Linked DNA regions of Homo sapiens: regions 1 and 2 are each linked to region 3. A link is an interaction called in ENCODE POLR2A ChIA-PET data of the cell type or tissue named here. Cell type or tissue: Caco-2. All regions are shown on one strand. Each heading gives the region's core, and the rest is flanking DNA. Links, peaks and the distances in the headings are about the cores only. Region 1 overlaps GDPD3 (glycerophosphodiester phosphodiesterase domain containing 3). Region 2 has its middle 18 kb from the start of KCTD13. Region 3 holds the start of TLCD3B (TLC domain containing 3B).

Region 1 (9,717 bases), core at 1,027-9,026, 71 kb before region 3:
CACTCTGTGGCCCAGGCTGGAGTGCAGTAGTGCGATCTTGGCTCACTGAAACCTCCGCCTCCTGGGTTCAAGCAATTCTCCTGCCTCAGCCTCCCAAGTGGCTGGGACTACAGGGTCTGCCACCACGCCCGGCTAATTTTTGTATTTTTAGTAGAGACGGCGTTTCGCCATGTTGGCCACGCTGGTCTCCTCCCACCTCAGACTTTCAAAGTGCTGCGATTACAGGTGTGAGCCACCACACTTGGCTGGCTCGTGCTTATTATCCTGGCACTTTTGGGAGGCTGAAGCGGGAGGATTGCTTGAGTCCAGGAGTTCAAGACCAGCCTGGGCAACATAGTGAGACATGTCTCTACAAAAATTTTTTAATGGCCGGGCACGGTGGCTCACGCCTGTAATCCCAGCACTTTGGGAGGCCAAGGCGGGCGGATCACAAAGTCAGGAGATCGAGACCATCCTGGCTAACAGGGTGAAACCCTGTCTCTACTAAAAATACAAAAAATTAGCAGGCGTGGTGGCGGGCACCTGTAGTCCCAGCTACTCAAGAGGCTGAGGCAGGAGAATGGTGTGAACCCAGGAGGCGGAGCTTGCAGTGAGCTGTGATCGCACCACGGCACTCCAGCCTGGGCGACAGAGCAAGACTCTGTCTCAAAAAAAAAAAAATTAATTTAAATTAATAATAAGATAAATAGATAAATAAGAAGCTGGCCAGGCCCAACCAGGAGGGCCTGCAGCCTGGATGTCCAGCTTTGGAACCAAGCGAGGCCCTGGCCCAGCCCCACCACCACTCTGCTTTGGGTCTGGCAAGTCCCTTTCGTTCTCTAAGGCCCAGATTCCTTATCTGGTGAATGGTGACTGGAGGGCCACACCCTTGAAGCGTGGTGGTCAGAGTAGGCTCTCTGAACAATGGGTGAATTGTTCACTGGGGCAACTACAAAGGTTATTCTGGGGGATTCTGGGGGGTGGGAGGGCAGCGCTACCCTAGTTGGCGGGGGCACTACCAGCCCACCCCACCTCTGGGACAGGGGAGACCCTAGGAGCTAACCCCCACTTCCTTCTCTCTGCAGGACCTATTTCCCATTTTCCTGCTCTTGCCTGAACCAGTTATTGGCTGTGGTTTCGAAATGGTGAGGTGGGCAAGATGGCTGGGTGGCGTGTCCCCATAGAGACCTACTGCTGCCCTTCTCCCAGGTCCCCTCTCATCATCACCTCCCACGTCCCCACCCCACCCCCAGGCTGATCATGAGGAAGAGTCTGATCCGACACTTGGAGGAGCGAGGGGTGCAGGTGAGGCCGTGACCACCACTTCCACCGCACACAGACCTGGCAGCAGGGTTCCGGTCCCACTCTGCTGCCAACTAGCTGCATCACTCGGGCAGGTGACCTCACCTCAGTTTCTTCGTCCCTAAAATGGGAAAATGGTATATTTAACTCTCTGGATACACACACACACACACACGAACACACACAATTTTCTTCTTCTGTGTGTGTGTGTGTGTGTGTGTGTGTGTGTCAAGAGTCTCACTCTGTCACCCAGGCTGGAGTGCAGTGGTGCAATCTCGGCTCACTGCAACCTCCACCTCCCGGGTTCAAGCGATTCTCCTGCTTCAGCCTCCCCAGTAGCTGGGACTACAGGTGCCTGCCACCATGCTTGGCTAATTTTTGTGTTTTTAGTAGAGACGGGGTTGCACCATGTTGGCCAGGCTGGTCTCGAACTCCTGGCCTCAAGTGATCCACCTGCCTCAGCCTCCCAAAGTGCTGGGATTACAGGTGTGAGCCACCACGCCTGGCCACGCACATATTTTCTTAACCTGACATTGCCAACATATGGATATGTAACTAGTACTTATTAAGGGCTTGATAAATGTTAGCCATTATGATGACAACAATGATGTATCATGATCCCTGATGAGAGGGGGCTGGGGAAAGATGAGAGATGGGAGAAACCAGGCCCAGCCCACCCCCCTCTCCCCTGAGCATTGGCTTCCACCAGATCATTTAATTAGTAAACGATCCTTGAGAATGTTCCAGGCACTATGGTACTAGGGGTGGGAGCTTCCCATCAAGGGTACAGGGAAGAAATGCCATAGGCAGAGGCTGGGCACGGCTCCCACCTGTAATCCCAGCCCTTTGAGAGGCCAAGGTGGGAGGATCACTTGAGCCCAGGAGTTTAAGACCAGCCTGGGCAACATACTGAGACCCTCGTCTCTACAAAAAATTTAAAAATTAGCCAAGCGCAGTGGTTTACACCTGTAGTCCCAGCCACTCAGGAGGCTGAGATGGGAGGATCACCTGAGCACGGGGTTTCGAGGGTGCAGTGAGCTATAATCAGAATCACGCCACTGCACTCCACACTCCAGCCTGGGAGAGATAGCCAGACTGTCTCAAAAGAGAGAGAGGAAAGAGCGTGAGAGCCAGAGACAGGGAGAGGGAGGAGAGGGAGGGAAACAGGAAAAAGGAAAGGAAAAGGGAAAGAAAAGAAAAATGCAGAGGCAGGGTGCAGTGGCTCATGCCTGCAATCCCAGCACTTTGGGAGGCCAAGGCCAGCGGATCAACTAAGGTCAGGAGTTCGAGACCAGCCTGGCCAACATTGTGAAACCCCATCTCTACTAAAAATGTAAACATTATCCGGGTATGGTGGCGCATGCCTGTAATCCCAGCTCTACTTGGGAGGCTCAAGCACGAGAATCACTTGAACCCAGGAGCTGGAGGCTATAGTGAGCCGAGATCACGCCACTGCACTCCAGCCTGGGCGACAGAGCAAGACTGTCTCAAAAATAAATAAATAAATAAATAAAATATTAACTGGGCATGGTAGTGCATGCCTGTAGTCCCAGCTAGTTAGGAGGCTGAGGTGGGAGGATCACTTGAGCCCAGGAGGTCAAGGCTACAGTGGGCTGTGATTACACCACTGCACTCCAGTGTTGGCAATACAGAGAGACCTCGTCTCATCTGTATTTTTAAATAAAAAATTCCCATCTCCGCCTACCTCAGTGCCCACTCAACGGGCAGGGAAGGGGCAGAGCTGCAGGAGCTGGGGCAGGTGGCAGTGGAATGGGGGTTTGGGGGAGGGTGGTGCTGTTAAGTGGTCAACAACTAGCTCTCAGAGAGGAACAAATGAAAGCCCTGATTTGAGGATTAATTTTCCTGGTTTAAATACTCCCATCTTGGCCAGTTTCAGGCTGCCGACATGAAGCCACTAAATGCAGAATGGGAAGAGATGCATGGTGGCACCCCATCATGTAGTATTTCCATCTTGCAGCCTCAACAGACTTAATCACTTCAAGAACACAGTAATAGGAAACTGATTAGCAAGAGATATGCTTTGAATATTTATTACTGGATTTTTGTTTGTTTTGGGTTTTGTTTTTTGTTTTGTTTTGTTTTTTGAGACAGAGTCTTGCTCTGTTGCCCAGGCTAGAGTGCAATGGCGTGATCTCAGCTCACTGCAACCTCCACCTCCTGGGTTCAAGCGATTCTCCTGCCTCAGCCTTCTGAGTAGCTGGGATTACAGTCGCCCGCCACCACGCCCAGCTAATTTTTCTGTTTTTAGTAGAGATGGGATTTCACCATGTTGGCCAGGCTGGTCTCGAACTCCTGACCTTAGTTGATCTGCCTGCCTCGGCCTCCCAAAGTGCTGGGATTACAGGCGTGAGCCACTACGCCTGGCCACTTGTTGTTTTAATAATTTATTTAGGGCCGGGCGCGGTGGCTCACACCTGTAATCCCAGCACTTTGGGAGGCCGAGGCGGGTGGATCACGAGGTTAGGAGATCGAGACCATCCTGGCTAACATGGTGAAACCCCATCTCTACTAAAAACAGAAAAATTAGCTGGGCGTGGTGGCGGACATCTGTAGTCCCAGCTACTCAGGAGGCTGAGACAGGAGAATGGTGTGAACCCGGGAGGCAGAGCTTGCAGTGAGCCGAGTTCATGCCACTGTACTCCAGCCCGGGTGACAAACCAAGACTCCATCTCAAAAAATAAATAAATAAATAAATAAATAATTTAATTGTCAGTATATATAATTTTTTTTTTTTTTTTGAGACGAGGTCTTGTTGTATCGCCCAGGCTGGAGTACAGTGGTGCAACCATAGCTCACTGCAGCCTTAGAGTCCTGGGCTCAAGCAATTCTTTCACCTCAGTCTTCCAAGTAGCTGGGAGCACAGGCGCATACCACCACACCGGGCTAATTAATTTTTACAAAGTTTTTTGTAGAGATGAGGTCTCACTCGATCTTAAACACCTGGCCTCAACTCCTGCCTCGGCGTCCCAAAGTGTTGATATTACAGGCGTGAGCCACTGCACCCAGGCTATGATTTAATTTTTAATAATGGCTGGGTTTAATAACCACTTTGCAAAATTCCTGAGAATTTAACAATCAGCTCCAGCCTACTGCTGCTGGGGAGTCTCCATAGAGGAGGAGGTGGGTCCCCACTCTCCAGATGTAAAATTGTTCAGAATCTACAGGCCCCCTCCCTCCCTGCTCAGGTGGTCTTTTGGTGCCTTAATGAAGAGTCGGATTTTGAAGCAGCCTTCAGCGTGGGAGCCACTGGCGTCATAACGGATTATCCCACAGCCCTGCGGCACTACCTGGACAACCATGGACCAGCTGCCCGGACCTCCTAAGTCCAGAAGCCTCGAGGTCTCCTGTTTCTCTTCCTGAAAAATAAATATTTGCCTTTCGATCACATCGTTGTGCTGAGGGTGAGGAGTAGAGGGGTGGGTCCTGAAGATATGAAGATGGCAGCTTAGGAGGGAACAGGCCAGCCCTGAGGCTGGAGCCTGGGGCCCTCAGGAGCCTGACCCACTGGTTCCACTGCATTCCTGTCCTCCTGCCACACCCCACCCCAGCCTGGCCTCCACTCTCCTCAGCAATGTCCTCTCACGGCCAACCCAGGCATCCTGGCCCCCAGCCACTTGACAGCAACAGGTAATGGTTCCATTTTCCTGAGGCCATCAACAGCCCAGGCACCGGGCAGGGAACTTGATCTCTTCCATGTCTTGCCCTGTGAGCTTCCTTCTCGGGCTGCAGAGGATGGGCCTGGGTGGGACAGCTGAGTTCACCCAGCCCCTCTGCTGCCCCCGCCATTCCAACCTTCTCCTCCCAGGTCTCCTTCTCCAGAAGCTCCCAGAATGCTTCTGCCATCTTCAGCCCCAGGGCCATATTCACTGAAGGAACTACACATTCACATTTCACAGATACTTCCTGAGCGCCTCCTCTAGACCAGGCTGGGCCCACTGCAGTGAGCAACACAAGCCAAAGAACTGCAGACACGTGTTGAAACAGACATTCCCTGAGATCAGACCTAACCCAGCCTGGAGCACAGGGGTGTTGGAAACAAGTGCTCAGTGTAGTCAAGAAAAACCAGCACTGAGACAGATTTCCCAGCAAGGCATCTTTACTTCAGAACGGTGCTACTTGCGCAGCTTGTAATCGCAAGAGCACCCCAAACAAAGGAGAGAAGGGCTTTTTAACCCTAACGCAGTTCCTGTTTCTGTGTCCTTTCCCCATTGACTGGGGATGGACTGCACAATCTGAGCTGATCCCGACTGGCTAAGGTTTAAACTTTCCCAAACAGGGTAGACTGGCGAAAAAGAAGAAAAACGGGGAGAAGTTTATGACCAGGAAGTTGAGTCTTTGAAGAGCTTAGCTGTCCCAACAATTTCCTCTCTTCTATTTGATACTTCTTCCTCTGCAAAAAATTTTAACAGGATTTGGCTTCGTTGTTCTTCTTGATTATCCAGGAGCAAGAGCTTGTCCAAGTATGGAGGGAGAGAAGAGAGGAAGGCTTTAGTGAGGGCTGTTTCTATGAGCCTTTGAGTTAACCCACGAATACAAGGTATGATGCGGCAGCCCACAAGGATAAGTACACTTGTTACAATTGCAAGAGAGGTAAAGATTGAAGCCAGGAGTCCTTTCCATTTTCCAAACCACTTTTCCATGAGACCCATAAAAGGGTTATCTAGTCCAGAATTTTCGGCTAATTCATTTGCCAGGGTGGTAAGGCCTTGTAAAGCTTTTGTGATGGTCCCGTCGGCGGCTGTATTATTAGGGATAAAAGTACAACATTGGACTCAGATCATGACACAGACTCTGCCTTTTCCTGCCAATATCATGTCAAGGGCTAGTCTATTTTCCCAGGTCATCTGGCTGGTGGGGCCTAATTGTTCAGCTATTCCTTTGATGGCATCCCTGGTATAACTGACGAATCGCTGCTCGCTGTAGTATATATAATTTATCCAGTCTACATTTTTATTTATAGCAGACCACCAGAACAAAACAGACTTAAACCCAGCGGCTATTTGATTCCAAGCTTTAAATTCACTTGGTAGCTCCCGTGGGACCCTGCTACTGTCTATGTAAACATGGGGGTCAAAGGCCCACGAGGGGCTTCTCTTTTTCTTTGGGTTACTTGCTTCCTGTCTGGTTGATGAAATGCCAAGGTGAAAGGGATGGCCAACTGGATTAGAGCAAAAGTGCTGCTCCAATTGCTTGGCAGCGTACCCAGTAACAGTCCACAATACCACCATACATCTGCTCGGGGATAGACAAGGGCTGACTGATTGGTTAGCTCTTGAAAAGGTTTAGACTCCCATTAGATTTCCAAGGAACGTCAATTTGTCCTGTTGTGGGAGACACAAGGTGTAACTGGCATTGAGAGGTGGAAGTCAAATGGTCCTTGGGAGCTGACCCGTAGGGCTCCTGATCTTTGGGAAACGTAGTGAAAGAGTGGCGCACGTCTTGTTTCCCCAGGCTGTGGTGTGCTGGAAGAGAGCTACCATACAGTCCATGCCTGGTTGGTTGGCCCATCTGAGTGGAAAGGGGACAATCTGGGTTTCCGGCCTGCCCGCTGCACAAGAGTAACAATCGCTTTTATTCAGGGTGCGAAAAGAATATTTAATCCATTCCAGCCAGGCATTTGCATCTTGATACCCGGTCTCAATGGCTAGGGTTTGCTTTAAGTCCTTGACTTCTACTATAGCTACTTTGGTTTTGTCATTGGGTAAGAGGTGAGGAATGGTTTGATTTGGTGGGCTTGGGGAGGGGGAGACGGTAGGAGGTGGAGAAGGGTGAACAAAACATATTTCAAAGAAGCCTATAGGGTCCCTTCCAGTAACATCGGCTCCTAAGCCATAGAAGCAACCTAGAGTGGAGTTAGGGTCGGTGGAGGTAGGGGTAGTAATAGAGGTAAGTACTGGGTTGCACTGGTTGGATTGGCAATTATAGGGGTGGTTCCCTTGATAAAGTAAAGGCTGCTTCCTTCGGGTTTTATTAGTTTTTTTGCACACTAGGCAACTATCCGCCACCTGACTAGCGAGGGTAGAGATTCCTATATACCCATAGGCTTTGAGGACTGTGTCACACATAGCTTGGGGACCCCAGTGAGTTTCTTGATAAAGCTGTGATAATATTTCCCTCATAAGAGGTTTAGACAGCATTTCCCTCCCGTCTGGTAATACCCACCTTCCCTCTGAGCTTTCCTTAGCTCCTATTCTTTTTAACTTTTCTTGGTCCGCGTCGGAGAAGATGGGGATTGCGACTGGAGGGGAAGGCAAGGGGTCAGATGGAAAATGGGTGCCTCTCAGGAAGAGGCAACTTGCTTGGCTACTTGATCTGTGAGGTTATTTCCCCGGTTTTCAAAAGATGGGTTTTTCTGGTGTCCTGGGACGTGGACCACCACTATTTCTTCTGGCAGTTGAAGATTTTCTAGTACTTGCATAATCAATTCTTTATAGACAAGGTCCTGGCCCTTACTATTAATGAGGCCTCGTTCAGTCCAGATCTTTCCAAAGGTATGGACTACTCCAAAATACTTGGAGTCAGTGTAAATAGTTCCTTCCTGATTTTGCAGAGATTTTAAGGCCTGATTTAATGCAAAGAGTTCACATGTTTGAGTGAACCAGTTATTGGGCCGTCTCCCTGACTCTACCTCCATGAGGGTTTCCCTGTCAACTACAGAGCACCCGTTATGCCTCCTTCCTTCAATTACCCGAGAGGAGCCGTCTATAAAGAGGTAATGCCCAGTTTGGAACAGGGTCTTGCTTAGATGCAGTCTGACTCTAGTCTGATAACTGATCAGATCTAAACATTTATGCTCAGGTTCCTCCCGGTTCGGATTTCCTGTTAGGAAAACATCGGAGTTGAGCGAACTACCAGTGGTCAATGTTAAATCATCCCTCTCTAATAAGATAGCCTCAATTTTTTTGGGGGGTGGGTGGAGGATGGAGTCTCGTTCTGTTGCCCAGGCTGAAGTGCAGTGGCTGATCTCGGCTCAGTGCAACCTCCGCCTCCGGGGTTCAAGCAATTCTCCTGCGTCAGCCTCCCAAGTAGCTGGGATTACAGGCGTGCGCCACCATGCCTGGCTAATTTTTTGTATTTTTAGTAGAGAGGGGGTTTCACCATGCTGGGCACTCTGGTCTCAAACTCCTGACCTTGTGATCTGCCCACCTCAGCCTCCCAAAGTGCTGGAATTACAGGCGTGAGCCACCACACCCACCCGATAGCCTCACATTTTAAAATCCTTGAGTCAGTGAGCTATCTTCCTGCCTTCTGATTAAGAATGGTTCTAACGTGATGAAGGGTACATACAATGAGGCTTCCCCCAAAGGTTATTTTCCTGCTTCGTTCCATTAGCAAAGCAGTTGCTGCTACAGACTGGGCACATTCGGGCCATCGGTGGGTTACTGGGTCAAGAACTTTTGACAGGAAGGCTATGGGCTGCCAGTGGCCTCTGTGTCTTTGGGTGAGTACCCCTAAAGCCAACCCCTTGTTTACACTGATGAAAAGGTGGAATGGCTAAGGAGGGCAAAGCTATAACGGGGGCAGTTACAAGTAGGTGTTTTAACTCTTCTACTTGTTGGACTTCTGATAGGGTCCAAAGAAGGGGGTCTGGTCCTTCTTGGGTGAGTTTTTTATGTAGAGATTTTGTTTTTCAGGCATAAGAGTCAATCCATAGACGACAGTATCCAACTAATCCCAAGAATTTTCTAAGTTCCTGCTTTGTTTCAGGCAAAGGTAGAGATGTGACACCTTCAATTCGTTCAGGTACTATTTTCCGTTTGCCTTTACTGATTAGGTGTCCTAGATATTTTACCTCAGGTTCTACAAACTGAATTTTACTCCTTGAGACCCGTAACCCTTGTTCCCTTAGGAAATTCAGGAAGTTAATTGAAACTGTGGTTATGTGGTCCTTGCTATTTCCTGAAATGAACAGGTCATCTGCCTATTCGAGTAGGCATATGGATGAAGGAAGGGAAAAGTTTTCTAGGACTTGTTCTAAAATTTGACCGAATAGATTTGGGGAGTCTGTAAACCCCTGGGGTAGGACTGTCCACTGGTACTGCTGTTTTCGACCTAAGTGAGGGTCCTCCCACTCAAAAGCAAACATGTCCCGGCTGTCTTCCGCTAAAGGGCAAGCCCAAAAGCCATCTTTCTTTTTTTATTTTTTATTTTATTTATTTTTTGAGACAGAGCCTGGCTCTGTTGCCAGGCTGGAGTGCAGTGGCACGATCTCGGCTAACTGCAACCTCAGCCTCCTGGGTTCAAGCAACTCTCCTGCCTCAGCCTCCTGAGTAGCTGGGATTATAGGCACATGCTGCCATGCCTGGCGTGTGTGTGTGTGTGTGTGTGTGTGTGTGTGTGTGTGTGTGTATTTTAGTAGAGACGGGGTTTCACCGTGTTGCCCAGGCTGGTTGCAAACTCCTGAGTTCGGGCAGT
Region 2 (9,717 bases), core at 902-8,901, 89 kb after region 3:
GGCGACAGAGTGAGACTCCATCTCAAAAAAAAAAAAAAAAAAAGCAGGGGGGGAGGAAGTTAAAGTGTAGAGTTTTTATTATTTTTTTTTTCATTTTGCTTGTTTGTTTGTTTATGCAACCAGTGTTAAGTTGTCATCAGTTTGCCGGGCGTGGTGGCTCACGCCTGTAATCCCAGCACTTTGGGAGGCCGAGGCGGGTGGATCACGAGGTCAGGAGATCGAGATCATCCTGGCTAACACAGTGAAACCCCGTCACTACTAAAAATACAAAAAATTAGTTGGGCACGGTGGCGGGTGCCTGTAGTCCCAGCTACTTGGGAGGCTGAGGCAGGAGAATGGCACGAACCCGGGAGGCGGAGCTTGCAGTGAGCCAAGATCGTGCCACTGCACTCCAGCCTGGGCGACAGAGCGAGACTCTGTCTCAAAAAAAAAAAAAAGTTGTCATCAGTTATCAGTTTAAAATAATGGGTAATAAGATAGTATTTGGCTGGGCATGGTAGCTCATGCCTATAATCCCAATACTTTGATAGGCTAAGGCAGGAAGATCACTTTAACCCAGGAGGTCACAATGTTACTCATTTTGCCTGGGTAAATGGCAAAATGTTGACTCTACAATAAAAAAAATTAGCTGGGTGTGGTGGCATGTACCTGTAGTCCCAGCTCCTGGGGAGGCTGAGGCAGGAGAATCACTTGAACTCAGGAGGCAGGGGCTGCAGTGAGCTGAGATTGTGCCATTGCCCTCTAGCCTAGGTGACAGAGCAAGACTCCACCTCAGAAAAAAAAAAAGATCATCATGACGAAGTGGAATTTCTCCCAGGGATGCAAGGATGGTTCAACATACACAAATCAATTAATGTGGTACATCATATCAACAAAACGAAAGACAAAAACCATATGATCATTTCAATTGATGCTGAAAAAGCATTTGATAAAATTCAACACTACTTCATAATAAAAACCCTCAAAAAACTGGGTGTAGAAGAAACATACCTCAACATTATAAAAACCATATATGACAGACCCACAGCTAGTATCATACTGAATGAGGAAAACCCGAAAGACTTTCCTCTAAGATCTGGAACATGACAAGGATGCCCACTTTCACCACTGTTATTCAGCATAGTACTGGAAGACCTAGCTAGAACAATTAGACAAGAGAAAGAAACAAAGGGCGTCCAAATTGGAAAGGAAGAAGTAAAAATTATTCTTGTTTGCAGATGATAAGATCTTATATTTAGAAAAAACATAGACTCCACTAAAAAACTATTAGAACTAATAAACAGGGGGCAGTCATGCCAAGCACCTTAATTCATTTTAATGGTGGAAATAATGGACACATATGCTTAGGGAGTTCAAGTCATCTCACTTATGACATATAGACAGAATGAAAAACTATTTTTTTTAGCAATATGATTCTTCTTTTTTTTTTTTTTTTTGAGACAGAGTCTTGCTCTGTTGCCCAGGCTGGAGTACAGTGGTGCCATCTTGGCTCACTGCAACCTCTGCTTCCCAGGTTCAAGCGATTCTCCTGCCTCAGCTTCCTGAGTAGCTGGGACTACAGGCATGTACCACCATGCCTGGCTAATTTTTGTATTTTTAGTAGAGACGGGTTTCCCTATGTTGGTCAGGCTGGTCTCGAACTCCTGATCTCATGATCTGCCCCCCGCCTCGGCCTCCCAAAGTGCTGGGATTACAGGCATGAGCCACAGCGCCAGGCCATTCTTTTTTTTTTTTTGAGACGGAGTCTAGCTCTGTCAACCAGGGTGGAGTGCAGTGGCATGATCTTGGCTTGCTGCAACCTCCGCCTCCCAGGTTCAAGCAATTCCCCTGCCTCAGCCTCTCAAGTAGCTGGGACTATGGGCGTGCACCCCTAGGCCTGGCTAACTTTTTTTTTTTTTTTGAGATGGAGTCTCGCTCTGTCACCCAGGCTAGAGTGCAGTGGCACGATCTCAGCTCACTGCAAGCTCTGCCTCCTGGGTTCACGCCATTCTCCTGTCTCAGCCTCCTGAGTAGTGGGGACTACAGGCGCCTGAGGCCTGGCTAACTTTTTTTGTCTTTTTAGTACAGATGGAGTTTCACCATGTTGGTCAGGCTGGTCTTGAACTCCTGGCCTCAAATGATCCGCCCATCTCGGCCTCCAAAAGTGCTGGGATTACAGCACGAGCCACTGCGCCAGGCCAGTCAATAATAATTTAATTGTATATTTTAAAATAACTGAAAGAATTTAACTGGGTTATTTGTAACACAAAGGATAAATGCTTGAGGGGATAGATACCCCATTTATCATGATGTGATTATTATGCGTTGCATGCCTCTATCAAAGTATCTCCTGTACCCTATAAATATATATGCCTACTACGTACCCACAAAAATTAAAAACAAGAAATTTAAAAAGTTAAAACAAACAAAAGAAAAAACCCAGTGTGATACTGACCTAAGGGTAGATAGAGAAACAAATGGAGTAGAATAGAGAACCCAGAAATAAATCCTCACATATATGGTTAATTGATTTTCAACAATTGATTTTCAACTATTTTCCCTTGTTGAAAATAGTTGTTTAGACTATTCAATGGGGGAAAGGATTCGTATTTTTGACAAATGTTGGTGGGCAGGGGGTGGGGGAAACATGCAAAATAATGAGGTTAGCCCTTTTCTGTACCCCACATAGAAAGCTTAGCTCACATACAAAAAATTAACTCAAAATGGATCAAAGATCTAAACTTAAGTGCAAAAACCATAAAAATCCTAGAATAAAACATAGGGGAAAATCTTCATCATATTGTATTTGGCAATGATTTCTTAGATATGATACCAAAAGCACAGGTAACAAAAGTAAAAATAGATAAAGGGGACTTCATCAAAATAAAAAGTTTTGTGTTTCAAAGAATACCACCCACAAGGCCGGGCGCGGTGGCTCACGCCTGTAATCCCAGCACTTTGGGAGGCCAAGGCGGGTGGATCACGAGGTCAGGAGATAGAGAGCATCCTGGCTAACACCGTGAAACCCCATCTGTACTAAAAAAAAATACAAAAAATTAGCCGGGCATGGTGGCGGGCGCCTGTAGTCCCAGCTACTCAGGAGGCTGAGGCAGGAGAATGGCGTGAACCCGGGAGGTGGAGCTCGCAGTGAGCCGAGATCCTGCCACTGTACTCCAGCCTGGGCAACAGAGCAAGACTCTGTCTCAAAAAAAAAAAAAAAAAAAAGAATACCAGCCACAAGGTGAAAAGACAGCTCACCGAATGGGAAAAAGTATTTGCAAATCTTACATCTGATAAAGTACTTGTATTTAAAACATAGAAATAACTCTTACAATTCAATAAGAAAAAGAAAATTGACCAATTGAAAAATGGGTAAGGGGCCAGGCGCGGTGGATCACGCCTATAATCCCGGCACTTTGGGAGGCCAAGGCAGATAGATCACTTGAGGTCAGGAGTTCGAGACCAGCCTGACCAACATGGCGAAACCCTTTCTCTACTAAAAATACAAAAATTAGCTGGGTATGGTGGCGTTTGCCTATTATCCCAGCTACTCGGGAGGCAGGAGAATCACTTGAACCTGGGAGGCAGAGGTTGCAGTGAGCCAAGATTGCACCACTGCACTCCAGCCTGGGTGATAGAATGAGACTCTGAGTCTCCAAAAAAAATGGGGCTCTGAGTCTCCAAAAAAAAGAATTCTGATACATACTATAACATGGATGAACCTTGAAAACATTGTGCTGGCTGGGCACAGTGGCTCACGCCTGTAATCCCAGCACTTAGGGAGGCCGAGGCAGGCGGATCACGAGGTCAGGAGATTGAGACCATCCTGGCTAACACGGTGAAACCCCATCTCTACTAAAAATACAAAAAATTAGCCGGGCGTGGTGGCGGGCGCCTGTAGTCCCAGCTACTCTGCTGAGGCAGGAGAATAGCGTGAACCCCGAGAGGCGGAGCTTGCAGTGAGCCGAGATCGTGCCACTGCACTCCAGCCTGGGTGACAGAGCGAGACTCCGTCTCAAAAAAAAAAAAAAAAAAGAAAGAAAGAAAACATTGTGCTAAGTGAAAGTGGCCAGCCATAAACTATAGTCACATATCGTATGATTCCATGCATATGAAATGTCCAGAACAGGCAAATCTACAGGGAGATTAGGGACTGCCAGGGGCTGGGCACACAGGGGAATAGAGAATCACTGCCTAATGGATTTGGGGGTTTCCTTTGGGGTGATGAGAATGTTTTGGAGCTAGATCAAGGTGATGCTTTCAAACATTGTGAATTTACTTAATGCCACTGAATTGTACACTGTAAAATGGTTAAATGGTAAATTTTACATTGTATTCTACTACAATTTCTGTTTAAAAACTGAGCTTATTACTTTTTCTGTTTTTTCCTTTTGAGACAGTGTCTTGCTCTGTCGCCCAAGCTGGAGTGCAGTAGCACGATCATGACTCACTGCAGCCTCGACCTCCTGGGCCCAAGCGGTTCTCCCATCTCAGACTCCCAAGTAGCTGGGACTACAGGTCTGCACCACAACACCTAGCTAATTGTTTTGAATTTTAGTAGAGATGAGATTTCTCTATGTTGCTCAGGCTGATCTGGAACTCTGGGGCTAAGGTGATTCACACGCCTCAGCCTCCCAAAGTGCTGGGATTATGGGCGTGAGCCACTGCGCCTGGCCTACTTTTTCTTCATATAAACTCCTCTTACTGTATCTTCATCTCAGGTTACAGTGTAATCATCTACCCAGTCTCCCAGGCAATAAACCTCTGAGTCAGCCTGGACTCCACCCTCTGCCCTTATCCCACGCATTCCATGCATCACAGTCTTCCCAAAGCCTTCCCCTCCTCTCCATTCCCTTTGCTTCCTTCAGACATTCTTTGTCTCTCATCAGGGCTCAGCAGTGTCTCCTCACCCTTCTCGCTGCCTCCACCTCCTACTCCATTCAATGCATCTTCCACAGCGCCTCCTGAGTTTGTTTCCTAAAAGAGCAACCTCAAGACTCAGCTGCTCTGCCTGAAGAACTCTGCTGCCTCCAGCAGAAAGCTCCACCTTTGGAAACAGATATGATCCTCCAGCAATCCCAACACTCGGAGGCTGAGGCGAGAGGATCACTTGAGCTCAGGAGTTCAAGTCCAGCCTGGGCAACACAGCAAGACCTCCAGTGAAATTCAAAAAAATTAGCCAGGCGTGGTGGCTGTAAGAATTAAAGAAAGAGGAGAGAAACATGAAGGGTGGTTTGACAGTCATCAGGGACAGGTTTATTTTGAATAATAAACTTGGCAGCTGGCCAAGTTAGGTCAGAGCCACCCTTTCTTACAAAGAGTTTGTAAGGATTCAGGGTGGGAGAGTTTATCAGAGGCTTGGACTGCTTCTGTGTCTCTTTGTTGTGCTTATCTTGTGCTTATCTTTTTTCTGCAGCTATAGGCATATCCCCTGAGTCTGCTTTTAACTTCCCTATCTTAGTGCAACTGAAGGGAAAGAAATGTGCTTATTAAGGCCCATTATTTTTTTGTTTGTTTGTTTTGAGACAATCTCTCTCTGTTGTCCAGGCTGGAATGCAGTGGCGTGATCTAGGCTCACTGCAACCTCTGCCTCCCAGGTTCAAGGGATTATCCTGCCTCAGCCTCCTGAGTAGCTGGGATTACAGGCGCGCGCCACCATGCCCGGCTAATTTTTGTATTTTTAATAGAGATGGGGTTTCACCGTGTTGATCAGGCTGGTCTCGAACTCCTGACCTCGTGATCTGCCCACCTCAGCCTCCCAAAGTGCTGGGATTACAGACATGAGCCACCACGCCCGGCCTAAGGCCCACTGTTTTACTGGGGCCCGTTGTATGAGGGTGAAGTTTGGCAGTTACCCAAGAGACTTTGCCCCCACCTCCCTCTATGCCCAAACTGTCTTATCTGCGTTTTCCTGTCTGCTCTTTCTGTCTGCTTGTAGTTAGAAGAGAAGTGATTTCCTTGAAATGCATGAGGCTAGAAAGGGAGCTGTAACTTAAAGGGGCGGTGTTTGTCCCAGATGACAGTGCTCTTGCTCCGTCAGTGTCATATGGTTGTAGTCCCAGCACCTTGGGACGCTGAGGCAGGAGGATCGCTTAAGCCCAGGAGCTTGAGGCTGCAGTGAACTGTGATTATATCACTGCACTCCAGCCTGGGCGACAGAGCAAGATCTTATCTCAAAATTAATGTATTATTATCATTATTAATTTTTTGAGACAGAGTCTTGCTCTGTCACCCAGGCTGGAGTGCAGTGGCAGAATCTCTGCTCACTGCAACCTTCGCCTCCCGGGTTCAAGCAATTCTTCTGCCTCAGCCTCCCTAGTAGCTGGGACTACAGGTGCACACCACCACGCCCAGCTAATTTTTGTATTTTTAGTAGAGACAGGGTTTTGCCGTGTTGGCCAGGCTGGTCTTGAACTCCTGATCTTGAGTGATCTGCCCGCTTTGGCTTCCCAAAGCGCTGGGATTACAGGTGTGAACCACTGTGCCCAGCCTATTATTACTATTATTATTATTATTTTTGAGACGGAGTCTTGCTCTGTCGCCCAGGCTGGAGTGCAGTGGCACAATCTCGCCAGCCTATTATTTTTTTAAGAGATCCTTCAAAACCTGGCCTTAACTCTCCTTTCCAGCATCATCTCTCATTTTTCACTCCAGTCACATAAATGTCTCACAATTCTACCTACTCCATACCTCCATATTTTTGGCTGGTGCAGTTCTCTCTTCGGGTAACTTTCTCCCTTCTTTCTGCCTTGTACACATTTTCTCTTTCTTCAAGACCAGTCTCAAAGGTCACAGCCTCTGTAATGCCTTCCCCCACTCTCAGGATTGAGCTCCCATTCCCACTGAACCTCGGCAAGTCTCCACCTATAGTACCTAGCACCCTGCATGTAACTCTCTTGTAGAAAAAAATCCATCTCCTTTGTTTTTTATTTATTTGTTTATTTATGTACGGAATCTCCCTTTGTCTCCCAGGCTGGAGTGCAGTGGTGCAATCATAGCTCACTGCAGCCTCCACTTCCTGTGCTCAATCCATCCTCCTGCCTCAGCCTCCCAAGTAGCTGGGACTACAGGCATGTGCAATCACACTCGGCTAATTTTGAAATTTTTTGTAGAGGTGGGGTCTCACTATGTAGTTGCCCAGGTTGATCTCAAACTCCTGCCCTCAAGCAGTCCTCCCACCTTGGCCTCCCAAGATGCTGGGCCAGGTGCTGTGGTACCATGCTAGATGGTATGTCACAGGTAGTCAGCGGTTCCTGGTAGTGACTATATTCAGAATGGTAGTTAAAAGTAATCAGTTTATTCTGCAGCAAGCACAGGGACACAGGAAGACAGTCCTGACTCCAGGGGCTAGCACCTGTTGGGGATTCTGGGATGCCAGGGCTAGCTCCAGTCCTAGGGAAACTGTATTGTCAGACAGGGCAACTGAGGCAGAAACCTTGGCCAACAGCAGAGAAGAGGAAAGGCAGGGGTCTGGTGGGCATCAGGGTTTCCAGGGCTCATCTCAGTCAGTTAGAGGAAGGCAATGGCTTTTTGGAGAACAGAATGAAGGACATATTGTGTGGGAAATGTCAGGGATGCCGCAAGGGAGGTGAATTAGCGGGGTGTGAACTCCATTGCTTAGCCTAAAGCTTTTCCTGGTCTTTCCATCTTCACTGGCCAAAGCAGCTGTCATACAATTGGGTCCTTTGCTGCTATGATTCCAGGGCTGGAAGGGTCCTTAAAGATATTCCAGCCAACGCCCTGGGTGATGCTAGAATTCCTTCTAGACTTTAGGCTTGATCCACACACTCCCAGAACTAGTAAAGCTCTCAGAGACCTGGGGACCTGGTATGCAGGGCCCACTCCTGCCTTCTCTGGGGGAATTTTCCCCACCGCCTCCTTTCTTTGCCTGGTCCAAGTCCCAGCTTCCAGAAAGAGGTCCATACCTGAGATACCTCCACTTCCTCCTCCTCCAGAGCCAGCTTAAAGTCAGGAGGCGGCACAAGTCCGCGAAGCTCAGAAAGTCCCCCAGATTCCTCTGTGGTCAAGCCAGTTTCATTCAATTGAAGCTTGTTCCCTGAGGATTTGTTCATGGGGGAGTTATTGTGTACTTGATTATAGTTCCCATGGCTACTGGCTCACAGTGTGAAGGGAATGGGCATACATCCACGTCCTCCTGCAAAATTGGGATTTGACCTCATTTATAACCAAACATGCAGCAGGCAACCTTGCAAATTACACAGCATGAAGAGAGTCCAGAGAGTTCTGAATGACTTAGTAGAAAATAACATTAAATAAAATAGTACATGCGGAAGGATGTGTTCTCTCCCTGGTTCAACTTAGGTGCATAATAGCTGTTCATAGCAGTATTAACCTTGACATCCAGGAGGGAGACCATTCAACTGAAAGGTTGCAAACTGGCAACCCTCAGTGGGAATCTCACCCATAGACCTATATATCCAATTTCAGAGTACTATGGTTTGAATGAGTCCCTCAAATCTCAGGTGTTGGAAAGTTAATCCCTGATGTAATACTGTTGAGAGGTGAGATCCTTAAGAGGCAATTAGGTCAATGGATTAATGCCATTATTTCAGGAATGGGTTTGTTATAAAAGCAAATTCAGCCCCCTCTTTCTCTCTCTCATGCTCTCTTGCCACGTGATGATGTCTCACCAGAGGCAGCTCCTGTATCTTGGACTTCACAGCCTCTAGAACCATAAGCCAAATAAATGTCTATTGTTCCTAAACTACGCAGACTGTGATATTCTGTGATAGCAACATGAAGTGGACACAGAGTGTTTAAAACTTGCTTTGAGTCAACTTAAAAAAAATCAGTATCTTTCACTGAAAAAAAAAAATCCAGGCCGGGTGCAGTGACTCACACCTATAATCCCAGCACTATGGGAGGCCGAGGTGGGTGGATCACGTGAGGCCAGGAGTTCAAGACCAGCCTGGCCAATATGGTGAATCCCTGTCTCTACTAAAAATACAAAAATTAGCCAGGTGTGGTGGCAGGCACCTGTAATCCCAGCTACTTGGGAGGCTGAGGCACGAGATTCGCTTGAACCCAGGAGGCAGAGGTTGCAGTGAGCCGAGATTGTGCCACTGCACTCCAGCCTGGGTGACAGAGCAAGATCCTGTCTCCAAAACAAACAAACATCCAGATTCCAGTGTCAATGTCCTTCTGTTAAGGGCCACCAAGAACACACCTAAAAGAAAGTTTTAAAACAACGTTGGGGGACTGAGTGTGGTGGTTCATGCATGTAATCCCAGCTCTTTGGGAGGCTAAGGTGGGAGGATTGCTTGAACATAGGGGTTTGAGACTAGCCTGGGCAACATGATGAAACTCCATCTCTACAAAAAATACAAAAAATTAGTGGGGTGTGGTGGCATGTGCCTGTAGTCCTAGCTACTCAAGGGGGCTGAGGTGGGAGAATCACCTGAGCCTGGGAGGTTGAGGCTGCAGTAGGTCATGATTGCACTACTGTACTCCAGCCTGGGCAAGAGAATGAGACCATGTCTAAAAAAAAAAAAAAAAAAACAACCCAAAACAAAAAACAAAGTCAGTTTTACGGACTCATAGCAATGAGGCAGACCCACATAATATGGGGAACTCTAAGGCATCTCAGAAAGAGGTGTTGAAGATGACTTAGACTGGGCATGGTGGCTCCCGCCTGTAAGCCCAGCAATATGGAATGCCAAGGCAGGAAGATCGCTTAGGCCCAGGAGTTCAAGACCAGCCTGGGCAACATAGTGAAAC
Region 3 (9,717 bases), core at 862-8,861:
TTTCTTTATTTCAGCAATAGGGAAGTGAAATGTTTCTTTGATTATCTGTGGACTCTGAATTTGAAGTCCATGTACACCCACAGTAGAAATGGCCTTCTTTACCTTTTATCCTACACCGCCTTTTAAATCAATAATTACTTAGGACTACTTTTTTGGGGGGGCAGGGTCTTACTCTGTTGCCCAGGATGGAGTGCAGTGGTATGATCATAGCTCACTACAGCCTTGAACTCCTGGGATCAAGCAATTCTTTCCATTCTTTCGCCTCATCCTTCCAAGTACCTGGGACCACAGGTATATGTCATTGCACTGGACTATTTTATTCTTCTTCTTCTTCTTTTTTTTTTTTTTTTTGAAACACAGTCTCGCTCTGTCGCCCAGGCTGGAGTGCAGTGGTGCCATCTCGGCTCACTGCAAGCTCCGCCTCCCAGGTTCACGCCATTCTCCTGCCTCAGCCTCCGGAGTAGCTGGGACTACAGGCGCCCGCCAACGCGCCTGGCTAAATTTTTTGTATTTTTAATAGAGACAGGGTTTCACCGTGTTAGCCAGGATGGTCTCGATCTCCTGACCCCGTGATCTGCCCGCCTCGGCCTCCCAAAGTGCTGGGATTACAGGCGGGAGCCACCGTGCCCGGCCTATTATTCTAATTTTTTGTAGAGACAGGGGTTCCACTATGTTGCCCAAACTGGTCTTGAACTCCTGGCCTCAAGTGATCCTCCCACCTCGGTCTCTGAGGTGCGGGGATTCCAGCCTGAACCACTGCACTTGCTGTTTTTTTTTTATTTTATTATTTATTTATTTATTTATTTATTTTTTGAGACAGAGTCTCTGTCGCCCAGGCTGGAGTGCAGTGGCGAGATCTCGGCTCATTGCAACCTCTGCCTCCCGGGTTCAAGCGATTCTCCTGCCTCAGCCTCCTGAATAGCTGGGATTACAGGTTCCCACCATCACGCCTGGCTAATTTTTGTATTTTTAGTAGAGACAGGGTTTCCCCATGTTAGCCAGTATGGTCTCGAACTCCTGACCGCAGGTGACCCACTCGCCTCAGCCTCCCAAAGTGCTGGGATTACAGGCGTGAGTCACCACGCCCGGCCCTGCACCTGCTCTTATTTCCCCTCTCCTTTTCTTTCTTTGAGCCCTGTCCCTGAAACATAGCTGTCCATCAAGTCACCAATGGATTCTAATTGGCCAATTCTAGGCAAGGCTTGCTGGAACCGCCCCCCAGCCCCCACAGGAAGCAAATGATAGGGCACATGTATCAACTGGCGGGCCATTAGGAGGATGGCACCTTCTAGCCACTCCACCAATGGAAGAGCATACTCCTGCCCTCCCCAACTGCCTCTACAGAGCAGCCTCGTGCCTTTGCAGTTTGACACCTTCCTTTTATCCCGAGAAGGTCCCTTGGAAGACACTTCAGGAAGGCAGGATGGCAGGACCTGGTTCCCTTCATCCTGCCTGTGCCTGCTCCACACCTCTGCTCCCCAGAGTAGATGGGAGGGGAGGTCTTTCTAAACAAAAATGATATCTATGTAAATATATGTAGTTTCAGGCTTGCACCTGTTATTTCTTTTGTTTTCTTTTTTAATGGAACAACAATCGCTTTGGCTTTATTTTGTTTTTTCAACAAATGTCATTTTAAAGTTCCAAATATCTTGACAACCCCCTCCCTTCCTTTTTCCAAGTTCTGGGTGCTGAGGAGAAACATCAACCTCCCTTTCTGTCTTCCAACCTGTCCCTCTGAGGTGAGGACTGGGGAGAAGGTAGAGGTGACTTAGGGTGGGCGGCGGGCGGGGCATGCAGAAGATGGAAAATGGTGGAGTTTAAGAGTAGGAGGAGCTGGGTGCAGTGGCTCATGCCTGTAATCCCAGCACTTTGGGAGGCCGAAGCGGGCAGATCACTTGAGGTCAGGAATTCGAGACCATCCTGGCCAACACAGTAAAGTCCTGTCTCTACTGAAAATACAAATATTAGCTGGGCATGGTGGCGGGCGCCTGTAATCCCAGCTACTCAGGAGGCTGAAGCAGGAGAATTGCTTGAACCCGGGAGGTGGAGGTTGCAGTGAGCCAAGATCACGCCACCACACTCCAGCCTGGGCAACAAGAGTAAGACTGCATCTCAAAAAAAAAAAAAGAAAAAAGAAAAGAAAAGAAAAGAAAAGAAATTGTCTAAATTGAGTGTTTAAAACAAAAAATTGGGATAATTAGGATGTCGAATTGCCCCGGATGAGGAATATTAAAAGAGTAATAAGGATGCTAGGAGCTTAGAGAAGAGGTTTGCCTGGTGGCTTTCAATGGCCACAGATGGATGGGTCTCTTGGGGCTTGCCTCATTGGGGGTGAAGAAGGCTGCTGGGGGGTCTGAGGGTGTTGTGTTGAGGTGTTCTCATGGCCGTCTTTTTCTGCCTTCTTGGCTGCAGGCAGGCATGACCCTGCTGTTCGCAGTGGGTTGCGTCTTCTTCCCGTTGTGCTTCACTGCCCTGCGCTGGGGCTTGCAGAACCACACCAACCTGCAGATGGAGAGACAAGAGGCTGTCCTGGTAGCATCCAAGTAAGAGGACCAGGGTGAGGGTGTCCTTCCTGGGGCCATGGCTGGTGGAACTGATCTTTTACTTTCAGAATGAGTTTGTGGTGAAAGCAGAAGCAGAGTGTGGAGTGGAGCTGGAATGTGGAGTCAAAAGACACCAGCAGGCTGGGCGTGGTGGCTCACGCCTATAATTCCAGCACTTTGGGAAGCTGAGGCAGGTGGATCACCTGAGGTCAGTAGTTCAAGACCAGCCTGGCCAACATGGTGAAACCCTGTCTGAACTAAAAATACAAAAATTAGCCAGGTATGGTGGCAGGTGCCTGTAATCCCAGCTACTCTGGAGGCTGAGACAGGGGAATCACATGAACTCGGGAGGTGGAGGTTGTGGTGAGCTGAGATGGCGCCACTGCACTCCAGCCTAGGTGACAGAGTGAGACTCTGTCTCAAAAAAAAAAAAAAGAAAAAGAAAAAAAGACACCAACAGTGGGGTCTTTTGTGAGTCATTTAACTTCTCTGAACTTCAGATCCCTCACTGGTAAATGGGCTTAATAATAACACCCCACTTTCCTTTCTTCGTGGAGATGTTGTGTGAGGATCATATGAATCAGCGTCTGTAGAGCAGGGGTTGAAAACTGCTGCAGATAATATGAGGGCTGTGGGCTCTGCAGGGATGATATAGGCTGGAGGACTCACCTTCTCTGCTGAGGGCCAGTGCTGCTCAGCTCCAGCCACTGATAATGTTATATGGTTAGAACGTGGGCCAATATTTTCGGAGTTATGATTCTTTGTCGTTGTTGAGACAGGTTGAGACAGGGTCTTGCTCTGTTGCCTAGGCTGGAGTGCAGTGGCACGATCATGGCTCACTGCAGCCTTGAACTCCTGGGCTCAAGCAATCCTCCTGCCATAGCTGGGACTACAGGCAATGCACCACCAAGCCTGGCTAATTTTTTTTTTTTTTTTTTTTGGTAGAGACAGGGTCTCACTATGTTGCCCAAGCTAGTCTTGAACTCCTGGGCTCACAGGATTGTTCCTTCTCAGCCTCCGAAGTGCTGGGATTACAGGCATGAGCCACTGTACCCGGCCTCTTCTTTTTTTTTGAGACAGAGTCTCACTGTGTCACCCAGGCTGAAGTGCAGTGACACCACCATGATTCACTGCAGCCTTGACCTCCCTGACAAGTGATTCTCCCTGAGAATCGGGCTGACTCCTGAGTTTCTTGGACTACAGGTGTGCACCACCATGCCTGGCTAATTTTTGTACTTTCAGTAGAGGCGGGGTTTCTCCATGTTGCCCAGGCTGGTCTTGAACTCCTGGGCTCAAGTGATCCTCCTGCCTTGGCTTCCTGAGTAGCTGAGACTACAGGTGCATGTCATTGTGGTGGGCTGTCTCCCAATTCTTTTTATTTTTTTGAGATAGAATCTCACTCTGTTGCCCAGGCTGGAGTTCAGTGGCTCAATCTTGGCTCACTGCAACCTTCACCTCCCAAGTTCAAGCAACATTTCTGCCTCAACCTCCCGAGTAGCTGGTATTACAGGTGTGCACCACCACGTCCGGCTAATTTTTGTATTTTTAGTAGAGACGGGGACGGGGTTTCACCATGTTGGCCAGGCTGGTCTCAAACTCCTGATCTCAGGTGATCTGCCCACTTTGGCCTCCTAAAGTGCTAGGATTACAGGCATGAGCCACCACGCCCAACCTCTTCCAATTCTTGAATACTGATAAGTAACTAAGAATTTATTTAAGAACTACTATACTGACAACTGCATACTGGCCAAACAAAACATGTCTGTGGGCCGGATTGGGCCCTTGGGCTGCAGATCTATGACCTGTGTGACAAAGCTTACCATAAAAGTGCAGTATCAGCAAACCACAGGAGGCGTAGGAGGTACACGGAACACAGATTTTACTAGGGTGTCTACGTGGATTCCCTGGCAGACAAAAAAAGCCTGTCTCTACTCATCCAAAGTGAAACCACAGTTCCATGACCAGCCTTGTAGTCCTCAATCGAGTAGTTACGGTGGCCGCCCATCACCCAGCCTCCCCAGCCTCTGTCCTTTTTGCAGTTTTGCTCATGAGTGGCTTTGGGGTTATGCAACTATGGTTTTTTGGTTTTTCTGTTTTCTTTTAAGATGGAGTCTCGCTCTGTCGCCCAGGCTGGAGTGCGATGGCACGATCTCGGCTCACTGCAACCTCCGCCTCCCAGGTTCAAGCAATTCTCCTGCCTCAGCCTCTCAAGTAGCTGGGACTACAGGCGCATGCCACCATGCCCGGCTAATTTTTTGTATTTTTAGAAGAGACGGGGTTTCGCTGTGTTAGCCAGGATGGTCTCGATCTCATGATTCGCCAGCCTTGGCCTCCCAAAGCGCTGGGATTACAGGTGTGAGACACCTTGCCCGGCTGCAACCATGGGTTTGAAACCCAGCTTTCATCCGGGCGTGGTGGCTCCCACCTGTAATATCAGCATGTTGGGAGGCAGAGGTGGGTGGATCGCTTGAGCCCAGGAGTTTGAGACCAGCCTGGCTAACGTGGTGAAACTTCATCTCTACAAAAAATACAAAAATTAGCTGAGCATGGTGGTGTGCGCCTGTAGTCCCAGCTACTGGGGATACTGAGGTATAAGGATCATTTCAGCCCGGGGAGGTTGAGGTTGCAGTGAGCCATGATCGCGCCACTGTACTCCAGCCTGGGGGACAGAATGAGACCCTATCTCAAAAAAAAAAAAAAAAAAAAAACCCCACAAAATTTCTAAACCTGTTTCTTCTGTAAAACAGGGATACCAAGTAAGAACCAGTAGAAATCACCTGGTACTGTGCCCAGCATGTAGTAAAAACTCAGGGAGCTGGATCCCCTTTCCCCCTCCCGTGAAGGGCTGAGGACAGGAGCTAGGTCCGCTATTGTCTCTACAACCGTCTCTAAATCAGCGTGAGACTTCTTGGGTGCTTTCCTACAGATTGCCGCTAGAGGGCAGCACAAAACAGCAAATCCCAGTCCCTGGCCTTTCTTTGGGGGAGGCGAGGAGTGGGCTCTGGCAGAGAAAGGCAAACCATAGGGTTGACTATTGAACTTGGAGACCAAAGGAGTTTGCATAACAGGCCCTTGTCATGCTGAAGTCCACAGGACAGTTGGGAGCAGGATGGGAGGCCAGAAGTCAAAGGGGGCAGTGTCTCTGGCTCAGGTCCCACAGCTCCACCCGGGCCCAGTCCCCAGGCCTCACTTTCCTTATGGGCCAGTGAGGAGCTTGCACCAGCCCACCCCGCAGTCCTTTCCCACTCTGAAACTAGGCTGTATGTGGAAGTTGCAGAGAAAGGGGAGCTAGTAGCATTAAGGAAACTGAGGAAAAAGTGAGGGGTGGGAATTTAGAGAAGGCCAGGAGGGGCTGGCAGTCTGAAGAACAGGGCCTGGGCATCCTAGGGCTCCCTGGGACTTCCTGAGAGGCAGCTGCCCCGCGCTCTCGCCACCGTTTCCCCTTCTTCCACTCCTTGCCCCTCCAACGCCTGCAATGAGAGGGCTGTGCCACTTCTGAACTGGGTGACCTCAGGGAGCCTCAGGATCGTTGATGGCCCTGTGGGAAGGACAGACGCAGTGACCTCGGAGCTCCTGCAGCAGACAGGACATGGGCAGCCCTGCAGCACAGTCAGGTGCCCCCTCTGGCCAATGTCAGCTTCCTTCCCCGCCATCGGGTGAGGGGGCCTCTGGCTCTGAGGATGCTGTGTTGAGATGTTTTTGCTCCTATCCCCTCCTTCAGCTCTTCCTTCTGAGAAAGCACCACTTACTCCCTCTCCCAGGGAACGCTCTCTTCCGCTGGAATGGCCACCCAAAGCTCGGACCCGGGGCAGGCCACAGAGGGATGGCTTGGTGAGGGAGGAGATGCCAGGCATTTGCAAAGTGCTGATGGGAAGCAGGGTCAGGCCCCTGTGGGGGCTCAGGGCCCCCTCCCAGCTGGCCAAGGAGCCCTGGGCCCCCTTCCTCCCCAAGAGAAGAGCTGGCCCCTGTCCCCTGTCCCCAGCAGCCCCCTGTGCCACCGCAGCTGCTGTTCCTTTAAGGGCCTCCCCCTCCCTCTTTCTCTGCTCCCCCCATCTCTGTCGCAGCCGCGGCTGTGGCTCAGAGCTGCATGGGGAGACGCCGCTGCAGGTCCGGTTTCTCGGTGTCTGGTCGGTGCCATCATTTTCCTGCCCCTCCCCCGTCCTCCCCAAGCTGGCCACTTCCCCTCCCCCTCCCCCTCCCCACCGAGGGGGCAGGGGGCTGGGCACGGAGTCTCTATGATGATGCCATGTGCGGTGTCTGTGCCGGGCGGCAGGGACTGGGGCGGCAGCGAGAGGAGGCAGTGGAGCCAGGAGAGCGGTGGTGACCGCTGACCGCTTGCCCGGCTGCTCCTCCGCTCCCTCCCGCCCACCTCCTTCCTTTGGGGCTGGTACTCAGACCCACCCCCACCCCCTCCCCGCCTCCTCGGGCCCTCCCAGCCTCTCACGTAAGCCTCCCCTCCCCACCTGCCTGGTGGCTCCCTCCCCTCCCCCATCCGCATCCTCCTCCTCCTGTCCCCTCTTCCTCTCTGTCCCTCACCAAGCCATCCCCTCTTTGCCTCTCCCCATCCCTCGCTGGCCTGCTCCTGCTCCCCTTCTCCCATCCTCCCCTCCCCCGTCTCTGCCCAGCCAGCCCCCTCCCGACTCCCCAGTTTCATCGGACTCCCTGGCCCCATCCCGTCCCCGCCCTGGCCCCTTTGTGCCCCTTCTCATCGTTTTCTCCCTCCTTCCCGGGCTTGGCGTCCCTTCTCCACCCCTAACTCCTTCCACTCGGCCTCCCTGCCCCTTCACGGCCCGCCTGCCTCCCTGCCCAAGTCCTGAGCCACCATGCTGACCCCGATGGTGGCCGGGGGGGTGGTGTTCCCCGGACTCTTCCTCCTCTCCAAGAACACGCTCCAGCGGCTGCCCCAGCTACGCTGGGAGGAGGCCGACGCAGTCATTGTCTCAGCCAGGTAAACCACTTTCTTTCCCCTCAGCCCCTGTCTGCTTCTTGGGCTTCTCAGGGAATGGAAGGGACCTGGCACTTCTCTGGACCCTCAGCGGTGGGGGACTGGGAGCTCCTGTGGGGGTCCGGGGCTTTACCCCCAGGCTTCCTCTCTCCTCACTGCCTGCCTTGCTCACTGTTCTGGGAGACCTCATCCAGCCCGGCCATCTGGTCTACTAGTGTTCAGCCCGCCTCTCTCTTCTTCCCCGTACACCCTCCCACCCTCCAAAACAGGGCCAGCATGCGGCGAAGACATTCCTATAAGACATTAGGGACTGAGGCCAGGGCCAGACAGCTAGGTGTCATTCAGGGTGAGTGTTTGGGGGCCAGGGATGGAGGAGTGGATGGTACAACTCTACACCCCTAGAACAGGGCCAGAGTGCAGAGTGGAGGCTGGTGGCAGTCAGGAGACAGTGGGAAAGTGACTGGGGAACTCGGGGTCACAAAGGGTCCAGAGTGAGGCCTGCGTCATGACTGGACAGCTAAGCGGGGCAAGAACCGGCCCAGGCTCCCCTCGTGGGGAGAGGTCCAGGCCAGCAGTTCACTCTCAGTCTCACCTCAGGACAGACACCCTGCGGGCTTGAGAAGAGGGAGACTCAGTTTCCACAAATGGGGAAGGAAGAAGGTGGCAAGGAGTGGGGTGGACTGAGGAACAGCAGCCGAGCGGGCCGGAGAGCCGTGAGGTACCTGTGGTGGGGCACACCTCAGGCAGCCCAGCCTTGGGCGAAGGCAGGCAAGGACTGGCCCGAGAAGTGGCTGAACGCAAAGCGCAGTCGTTAGACTAGCAACGAGGAGAAATCAAGGCACACGCCTCTTCCCTTCTGCCTTTCTAGCACGCCTCCCTCTCTCCCCCAGGCTGGTGTCCTCTGTCCAGGCCATCATGGCCTCCACTGCCGGCTACATCGTCTCCACCTCCTGCAAGCACATCATTGATGACCAGTAAGTGCTGCGAGACACCCCCCTGCCCAGGTGCCAGTGGTTGGCGTGTACGGGTAATCCCGGAAGACCCCACATCTTGGAGGGAACTCTGTCTGTGGTCCCCAAGCCCTTAACTTGGGCCTGAGCAAGTTAACTGCAATAACCGCAACTCAACACCCAGGGATAAATTTATCCTGTCCTGTCCTTAAAGGTCAGAACCAGGGGGAGAAGGAGCGGGGATCAGAGAGGATCCTCAAAGCGCTTTCTAGTCGGCTTCCAGGTCTCCCGTGTTGTCGTGGTTCCCCACCTCCTCCCTGCCTTCCACCCCAGGAGGCAGACCCCATTTCCAGCCAGCACCCAGATGGGGTGCCCCCTCCTCATGCCAGGCTCACCCCTCAGCCCTTCCCATAATCCAGGCATCCGGCATCCACTCCATGCCTGAGGGAGAGGACAAGGGAGAGATGACACGCACAAGGCCACACACGGCCAGGCAGTGCGGGAGGGGATGAGGGTGAAGAGGCCAAAATGTGGCCAGGCAGCTGCTGCAGTGTCTGGTGGTTGCCAAAAAGGCCCAGAGGTGTGCAGGCAGGAGGCGGGGGGACGGGGAGGAGAGGGGCCCTGTCCGTGGTGCTGACGGCCGCCCTAGGTGACCCACGGGTGGCCCGTTGCAAGTTGCCTTAGAGGTGCCCACAACGCCCCCTTTGTAGCTTTCAGCACCGCTTCCCTTCTGTGGCAGCCACTGAGTCCCAGGGAACATTTGGACGCCCCTGATGGGGGGTGCCCTGTTTCTGTTTGCCTCCTCTTTTCCCGAAGATGAGTTGCCTCTTCTGTGGTGAGGCAGCGGCCCTTCCTGGAAGGGCTTCAGCGAGAGGAATTGAGTTAAGTGGCAGCTGCAGAGGACAGTTCTTGGCTTAACTCTTTCTTCAGACCCCGCCCAGGGACTTGGCTGCTTCTTGGCCTCTGCCCACCCCTTCCCTCCCCTGCTCCAAGCTGAGCCTGGGATCCAGCACTTCCTCCCCAGCCTTCACATGCAGAGGTCACCGTTTAGCTTCTGTACCCCCTGCTCCCCAGGCCCCCCTGTGTCTGTTCCTGTCCGTCTTCCCTGCTTTAATCCTCAGGTAGGTGGGGAGGATCCGGGTTAATCCAGGGCAGCAGCTGTTCCTACTTCTGAGCACCTAATTGCCAAGAGGGTGGGGATGGGATCTAACACCTCACATGACAGCCCAGGGCCTGGTGGCCCCTCCTGGTCTCCTGCACCAGCCCAGCTGTCCCATCT

What was found. Peaks named below come from ENCODE experiments on the same cell type or tissue, not always from the same donor. Only the 100,000 strongest peaks of a DNase experiment are listed, where the experiment ranks them.
Region 1: POLR2A ChIA-PET joins it to region 3 with 14 read pairs; 8 of 35 experiments call an interaction of 5 or more read pairs at or near these places.
Region 2: POLR2A ChIA-PET joins it to region 3 with 16 read pairs; 5 of 35 experiments call an interaction of 5 or more read pairs at or near these places.

Annotation. Positions count from the first base shown.
Region 1 is chr16:30,099,780-30,109,496 of GRCh38, reverse strand. GDPD3 (glycerophosphodiester phosphodiesterase domain containing 3) reads left to right here. Exons shown (of 10, transcript NM_024307.3): 8 at 1,065-1,124; 9 at 1,233-1,284; 10 at 4,488-4,687. The coding sequence ends at 4,625. It overlaps YPEL3-DT (YPEL3 divergent transcript), which reads right to left. Exons shown (of 2, transcript NR_135192.1): 2 at 4,041-6,040. Among named protein-coding and RNA genes, the nearest start is that of YPEL3-DT, 8.2 kb to the right of the region's middle. In Caco-2, for the core only: no CTCF peak of the experiment used is centred there; DNase peaks (open chromatin) are centred at 4,796 and 5,174.
Region 2 is chr16:29,939,205-29,948,921 of GRCh38, reverse strand. No RefSeq gene overlaps it. Among named protein-coding and RNA genes, the nearest start is that of KCTD13, 18 kb to the right of the region's middle. In Caco-2, for the core only: no CTCF peak of the experiment used is centred there; DNase peaks (open chromatin) are centred at 4,771, 5,301 and 5,834.
Region 3 is chr16:30,028,177-30,037,893 of GRCh38, reverse strand. It overlaps TLCD3B (TLC domain containing 3B), which reads left to right and starts at 6,623. Exons shown (of 5, transcript NM_031478.6): 1 at 6,623-7,491; 2 at 8,379-8,462. The coding sequence starts at 7,367. RefSeq lists a silencer at 2,654-2,743 and an enhancer at 8,570-9,414. In Caco-2, for the core only: a CTCF peak has its summit at 5,483 (motif pointing right); DNase peaks (open chromatin) are centred at 1,215 and 5,473; H3K4me3 peaks cover 181 bases.